Regions from separate parts of the Homo sapiens genome. Here regions 1 and 3 are each linked to region 2. Evidence: chromatin loops called from intact Hi-C (ENCODE). Cell type or tissue: PC-3. All regions are shown on one strand. Region 1 has its middle 14 kb from the start of FAM9A. Region 2 has its middle 110 kb from the start of TBL1X. Region 3 has its middle 58 kb from the start of LINC03114.

Region 1 (2,500 bases), 540 kb before region 2:
TCCTGATTTGATCAAATGCAACTGATGATGTATGGATCTACCAGATCTTCATGTTACTTTGGATTAAAACATGCAGAATAAAAATATTCTACATGATTTCTTTTAGATTTCATGTGTTGTTCAATACCAATGGAAACCTAATTTACCAAAACACATAATACTATATATACTTAAATTATAGTCGATCCCATGTTATTTCATCTTATAAAATGTTTAATATTCTCCCATTAATAGCACATAAAATTATATGGGCTACTGGGCTGATTAACTTTTAGTTTTGTATTCTTTATTTTTTTTATGCAACAAACAGGAAAAGTAAGATCATAATGCCTAACAGAATTAGTAGATTTAAGTCTGAATTATTATAGATGGTCCTTAATTAATTATTCCCAAAAGCCTAACACCAACACCCATATTTACCAAAAGAATATTATGCCATTTATCATATTCCCTGCTTAATAAGAACTTGTAGTTTTTTACATCACACTACAATACTGCAAATTTTAAAATGCGGAACAACATACAGATTTATTCTTGTTTATGTAGTCTATAATAAAAAGTGGATAGGCTCATTTAATTAGCTGTTGATTGCTTTTGTTAATCAGTCTTATAAAAATGTCTATTGTAATCTATTTCTCAGTAGGTCTTATCATGTTTTATGAAAGGCATAGTAGCTCATTTATTTGAATTGAACTATTTAGCCTGACTGTTTTGACAAAAGGAGGTCTGATATGGTTAAGTACTTTGTTTTGTTTTTGTTTTTGTTTTGTCACTCTATCATCCAGGTTGGAGTGCAGTGGTGCTATCATAGCTCACTGCAGCCTTGACCTCCCAGGCTCAGTCAATTCTCCCACCTCAGCCTCCTGAGAAGCTGGGACTACAGCACCACCAAGTCTGGCTCACTTCTTAATTTAAAATTTTTTGTGTGTGTGGAGACAGAATCTCACTGTGTTGCTCAGGCTGATCTCGAACTCCTGGCAGCAAGGATTCCTCTCCCCTTGGCCTCCCAAAGTACAAAGATTAAAGGCGTGAGCCATGCCTGGCCTGAGTACTTCGAAAAGAGGACTGATTTGCTAACTGAAAAGAGGACTAATTTGAAATTTCCCATATATTGGAAAGCCTTGCACATAGATCTAAGATTTTGACAAAAACATGCATAAAGTAGATTTTTATTTTAAAAAATATCACCTTGGGAAAGGCTTATTATAATTCAACAATATTACAATTGTTCTCAACCCTGTGTTTATTGGAATAAAAAAATCCCTCTATAGGAAAGATTAACATGTAAAATTAATACTCATAGTAATGAGTAATAAATCCCTTTGAAATTCAGTGTTTCCAAATCTTTGTGTTCTCCAAATTGAAGGAATGGTCAATAGTGGTTCTCATGAGGAGGGGGATTGTTCAGGGAAGATTTGGCAGTGTGGAGGTACTTTTGGTCACCACAACTAGGAATATACTACTGACATCTAGTGGTAGAAGCCAGGAATGCAGCAAAACATCCTACAATGAATACACAGGACAGTCCTCCCTCCCCTCCAGGAATTATCCAGCCCCCAATGTCAATAGTGCCAAAGGTGAGAGACCATTATATATGAATATGTAAATAAATAATAACAGAAAAATGGAGGAAACCTCCACTGATCCCATTAAGAGATTCATGTCAATGAATTTTATTGAAAAATGATCAATGTTTATGTTTTAATCATATATACTTATATTTTAAATGCTGTATCTTATGTTGTTTTGATTAACTATGTGATAATAATAAATGTATTAATAACACAAGCTACAGGAAAGTTTTTAAACTCTTAGAGTCTTGTGGTTGCAAGAATTTTTGAAAAGTAAATATTTACAATTTGATGCAGTTTTGTTTTAGGTAAGTAAAATAAGTTATCAATAAAAGATTTTCAAATATCAAATAATATAACTTTAAGATAAAATTGTCTGAGGAGAGCAGAATAGAAATTAAACCCCAAGGAAAAAAACAAATGATTGAAAATTCTCCCCTGTTAAAGAAGAGCATTTTTAGGGATTTTAATTAACTATAACAGGTGTCAAACTGTTATGATAATTAGCTTACATCGGAAAAGTTTAAAAGCGTGATGTTGCAGCTCTGTCTTTAAATATTTACATTTGGAATATGCCAGAAATTTCATTCTTTCCATCTAGTTAAAATTATGATGTCAAATTGTAGATGTAACTAAAATGTGCCGGGAGATGCACAGGTTGGCAAGATTCTTTTAGAGAGTATTCAGGTAAAAATGTTTGAATACCACTGTTGTACAGAGCTGATCCAATTCCCTAAAATCGAGCTCTCAGGAAGTTAATTAAGGTTCCCCCTTTAGCCATAGGGGCCTGCAGACAAGTGGGTGATAAATCCCTTCCCTTTTGAAGGTCATAAGCCCCTTTCTGTCTCTTGTAGCCTAAAAGCATTTTGAACATCAACTTTACAAATCCAAATAGTCATCATGATATTAAAAGCTTTTAAATAATAATT
Region 2 (2,500 bases):
CGGGGTCCCACCCACGACTTGGCAGGTGGGGCACATGCCTGCTGACCTGAACCTCTCCGCGCCTGCCAGAAGGCAGAGAGTAGCCACATCATTGGATGGGGGCAGGGAAGTGGAGCACAGAGAGTCCATCCTGGGAGGCAGGGAGGTGGCACCTCCAAGCCCTGGGCTCATGCTCCACTGTCCTGTCAGACCGTCGCTTTCAAAATACAAACTCAAAGACAACATGATGAGGCATTGCAATATGGAGGTTGCAGAACATTAAACCAGTCCATGTGGGACTGAACTGTCACAAGGCAGCAAAGCTGGCCCTGCTTACACATAAAATACTAGCTAATCTCTATATAATCAGGGAAAGGTTACATTAGAATGTTTTCCAAATCACAAGGATGATACTATAACCAGCTACCCAAAACATTCATACTTTTAGGTTAAAATTTACATTTTAGTCTCCTTGACGTCTGGGTATTTGGAAAAAAAGAAAAAAAATTAACGTTTTAGGCACTTCCATTTTTCTCGAGAGCCAAAATTTTCCTTTTGTTTTCATTATTAATGTCTATACAACGAAAACATGCATCGTACATTTTTAAAATCGACTTTCCTTTTGCTGTTTTTGCCATACATTTCCTGACTGGTTTGTAAAACAGCCAAAAAGAACTGAGGAGTGGTAGCTTATGCTATGACCAAAAAATATACATTTCACAAAATTAAGTTGTCCCACGCTTGAAAATAAAATAAAATCACTTGCCAGTGACTTTGAATGTGGCTAAGCAGTGTGGCTTGCCAATTATGAGGTGTGAAGATAAAGGACTGTCACGCTAAACTTGTCTTCTTTCATTTGATGTCAGTTTCTCAGAGTAGGGACCTTGAACCACCTGTACTGAACTTGGAACCACCTCAACCTGCCCAGCTCCATGGATCCCAGCTCCAGGGTGAGATCTTAGGTGACTGCCTTTGTAACACGCATCACAGGTGGCTGAAACACACCCACAGTTTGAGACCCACTGTCTGGTCTAACATCACTCTGTCCTCGGAGTTTTTTTTTTTTTTTTTTTTTTTGAGACAGAGTTTCGCTCTTGTTGCCCAGGCTAGAGTGCAGTGGCGCGATCTCGGCTCACCGTGACCTCCACCTCCCACGTTCAAGCGATTCTCCTGCCTCAGCCTCCCGAGGAGCTGGGATTACAAGCATGCGCCACCACGCCTGGCTAATTTTGTATTTTTAGTAGAGATGGGGTTTCTCCATGTTGGTCAGGCTGGTCTCGAACCCCTGACTTCAGGTGATCCGCCCGCCTCGGCCTCCCAAAGTGTTGGGATTACAGGCGTGAGCCACTGCACCCAGCCTTGTACCCGGAAATTGAGAACAACACAAGCCCCTCCCAGAAACACTACACATCCTCTCTTGTTGTGGCTGCTGAACTTACTCTGACACATTCCTTGGCTGAAATACCAGCAAGCCACAGACACACCTTGCCTAAAGGCGTCCACAACACCACTGATGCAAGCAGTCGCACAGCAAAATTTTGCGGCCACAGGGATCCACCTGCTGGCCCACAACTCACATCTCTGGCCGCATTGGGTTCCAAGTGCGCTCAGGAGTTAATCACACACCCTTTCTTCTTGGCTTCTCTCCTCTCCTGAGGCAGGTATTACAAATACAAACACCCATTTCCTTCTCTGTGTTTATGCTTTCTTGGCACAATTCCTACTTGAAAGGTAGGAACAAAAATTCAAAATGCAAATACCCTCAGCTCAGGAATCACATTCTTATCTTTTCTTAGGAGATGACTTGTTTTTAACTTTAAAAAATCCTCAACATAAAAAAATGGTTTTTGTTACATTCTTGAGACAGAAATCTGCTAACTTGGCAAATTTTTTTTAAACTTATTCCTTTCGTTATGGTCACACACACCTTTCTTTTCTAGGGGCAGCAGTAATTTGCATTAGACACGACGCACACTTGCTTTCATTTCTCAGTGTCTAAAATACCATCTTCTTGTCACTTCTCTTTATCAAGCCATGCACCTAACAATGACTTGTTCGCTTCAGGAGACTCAGGAAAAGGAGCTGCTGGTCCTTGTTTTATCTGCACATTTCTTGAAGGATCCCATCCAGCAAAACCTGGCCTGCCTTCCCTGGAATTTTAATTTTGCCCCAGATTGTGTGTTGGTTTTATTATTTAAACAAATTTTAAATTACAGGAGTACAAGGAGCCCTAGAAGCAAAAGAAACTATTCAGATGACTGCTTAGAAGCTTTCGTAAATTCTGCAAGGTGGTGATAACTGTCGATGACTCGGCAGGTTTTTCGGAGAAATGTACAGGAAGCGAAACCCACTGCGTGTCTAACGGGTCCAGTATGTCATTGTGCAACGTCCCACAGGCCTTCAATGTCCTCAGAGCTATTTTGTGACCTACACACTGCATGGAGATGCCCCACCGGCTTTGATTGCACCCTCTAGCAAAAGAGATTTCCCTGCAGCTTGAATGGGGCAAAGCAAGTTCTTT
Region 3 (2,500 bases), 480 kb before region 2:
TGAGCAGACACATAAGTAGAGTATTTCAGTAAAGTGTTAAAAAATAAACAATGTATGCTCCTGTGAAGGGGATGGCTACTGTACCTCCAGTGCTGATCACACAGGCTTTTCTGAAGCATAGTCTGAGCAAAGACCATAATGGTGACTTGAGTGCAGCCATATGAAACCAGCAGGGCCAGCACCCCATGTGATGGGAGCAGTAAGTGCAAAGGCCTTGTGATGGGAACACACTGCTGTGCTGAGCAGCAGAATAAGGGCTGGCGGGTCAGAGTGCAGAGGCCAGAGAGGAGAGCTGTGAAAAAAATGGACTGTTGCCCATTAACTTTGTAAACTCTGGAAAACAGGATATTAGGTTGCATTTGCAAGGCTGCATGTAAGTTAGGTACTTCTTAAATGGTTTTGGTGTGTTATGTTCACCAAAATAATACTAATACTGGGGATGACTCATACTAAACAAGGCTGAGTTATGCTGACCCTAGATCAAAATTATGAGGTGAGTAAAGTTTGTGTTGACAATGCCTCTCCTGCACTTTCTGCTCCCCATTTCCCCGTGCGTCATACCTTGCAAGATACTCCTGCATTTCCTGTTGTGCTTCTCACGTCCGCCAGCCCTATACAGATAGTGGCATCCCCCAAAGATTAATCCACTCCTATCCAACACACTCAGCTGTGAATCACTACTGTCTGTGGTGGTCAGAAACACCATAGACATGTGAGTTCATGCAACAATCTTCCCTTTCTGTTCCCCATCAGACATTTGTTCTTTGAAAGAGAACTCCAGGATGGAAAATGTCTCAGCTATATGATAGATTTAAACTTTATAGCATCAATGGAGATTGTCCCCGCTGCCCCCATTTTCCACCTCCAACCCCTGCTATGGTTAGATATCCTAACTGAGCATATATCCATGAGGTTGTTCATTAGTGCTAATTAAGGAAAGGAAGAGAATGGTCGTTCAGCAAAAGGAGAGTTGTTTCTCAGTATTATTCATTATGTTCTTTTGGAAATTGCATGAGATGGTGACTAACCTATGTGTTGTCTCTAATTTTTCTCTGCTTCCTACACTAGATGTCACTGTGCAGCTCATTATTAATATAAGTAGCCTAAGGAAACTCTTCATAGAGAAATGGAAACTTTTTAAAATTTTTTAAATCACAAAGGATCCCTAACATGGTAGCACCTGAAATGCAAGCGATCTGCTCAGCTGGCTGCCATTCGGCATGGAGACAGCTCATTTCCTCTACATGAATTACCATTAGTCTACCCCAGTGTAACGCTAAGAAGACTTATCAACAACTTGAAATATGTTTTTATGTCTTTTTCCCATTTGCATACCTGTCAACCTGATACAAAGTGAGAATTTGGGAAATGCAAATAGCCTACTCATGAAATTTAATGATGTGCACATATGCTCTATTTTGATACATTGTAAAAATACACCATTCCCTGGATGCTTAAAAAATAATGTCCTCCCCTGAAGATAATGAAGCTTGGAATAGAGTAAGGACCCCCACCTCACCTACTTTGCCTTTTCTTGCCTCCTGTTTTAGTTGCATCATAAACCTTGAAGTCAGAAATGTGTTTAGTGTGTTTTCAATAGGTAGGATGGCCAACAACTCCAGTTTGCACCAGACTGAGAAGGTTTTAAAACCAGGAGGAGTTGGTCAACCTGCTAACGATGGACACCACAGAGATTGGCTTGCTTGTATTATTACAACCCATTACCCCCATTTGAGAACACCTCTGCACACACAGTCTGAACCCTGAGTTATTTTTGCTTAAGAACCAAGCACAAGACAAGGAGTGTTATTCAGCCTATAAGGATTTTTAAATTCTACCAGAACTACAGGTTTGAGTCACTAGTAGGCACCCAGAAGAAAAAAATATTTTCCAGGATGCTCTCCAGAAGCAGAACAATTTGGCTATGTCTAAAGTTTTAACAAAAGTGACTACAAAAATGGAATGACTTGCATAATTTCTAAAGGGCATACTGTAAAAATTTTTCAGAGACTCTGATAAGATAAATATGGTGCCATCCTGGCAAGGTAGATGTTCCTGTATTAGATAAGAGGGTTAAGTTTTCTGGAAAAAAAAAGCAAAGGAATAATGAGATGCATTGATCTAAGATAACAACTCTATAGTATATAATGCAAGCAATTACACTGATTCCAAAGGTATTGTTTTGATGTGGATCTAAAAACAGATTCAAAATAAGGTTATATTATTTTTCTCAAATGAAGAGCAAATCAGCAAACTGCTTTATTAGAGTATCAGGAGAGGATGAGGAGGAGGAAAAGGAGAATAAGGAGGAGAGGAGGAAGAAGAAGAGGTGGAGGAGGATGTGGAGGAGGAGCAGGAAAGGAAGAGAAGAGGGGAGAAGGGAGGGGGAGAAAGAGAAGAGGAAGAAAATCATGACATCTCTAATCTTCTTTAATCTTCACAACTGCCCTATGAGGAATGAATTTTTGTCTCCATTTTATAGACAAGCAATTCTGTTCTT

What was found. Peaks named below come from ENCODE experiments on the same cell type or tissue, not always from the same donor. Only the 100,000 strongest peaks of a DNase experiment are listed, where the experiment ranks them.
Region 1: a loop joins it to region 2, with 15 times the contacts of the local background. A loop is called at or near these places in 2 of 110 quality-filtered maps.
Region 3: a loop joins it to region 2, with 10 times the contacts of the local background. A loop is called at or near these places in 6 of 110 quality-filtered maps.

What each region holds. Positions count from the first base shown.
Region 1 is chrX:8,814,162-8,816,661 of GRCh38, forward strand. No RefSeq gene overlaps it. Among named protein-coding and RNA genes, the nearest start is that of FAM9A, 14 kb to the left of the region's middle. In PC-3, a CTCF peak has its summit at 1,469 (motif pointing left); a DNase peak (open chromatin) is centred at 1,480.
Region 2 is chrX:9,350,509-9,353,008 of GRCh38, forward strand. No RefSeq gene overlaps it. Among named protein-coding and RNA genes, the nearest start is that of TBL1X, 110 kb to the right of the region's middle. RefSeq lists enhancers at 1,926-2,500, 2,204-2,263, 2,284-2,393. In PC-3, a CTCF peak has its summit at 1,527 (motif pointing left); a DNase peak (open chromatin) is centred at 1,523; H3K4me3 peaks cover 757 bases; H3K27ac peaks cover 1,670 bases.
Region 3 is chrX:8,868,052-8,870,551 of GRCh38, forward strand. No RefSeq gene overlaps it. Among named protein-coding and RNA genes, the nearest start is that of LINC03114, 58 kb to the right of the region's middle. In PC-3, a CTCF peak has its summit at 1,057 (motif pointing right); a DNase peak (open chromatin) is centred at 570; H3K4me3 peaks cover 1,122 bases; H3K27ac peaks cover 1,986 bases.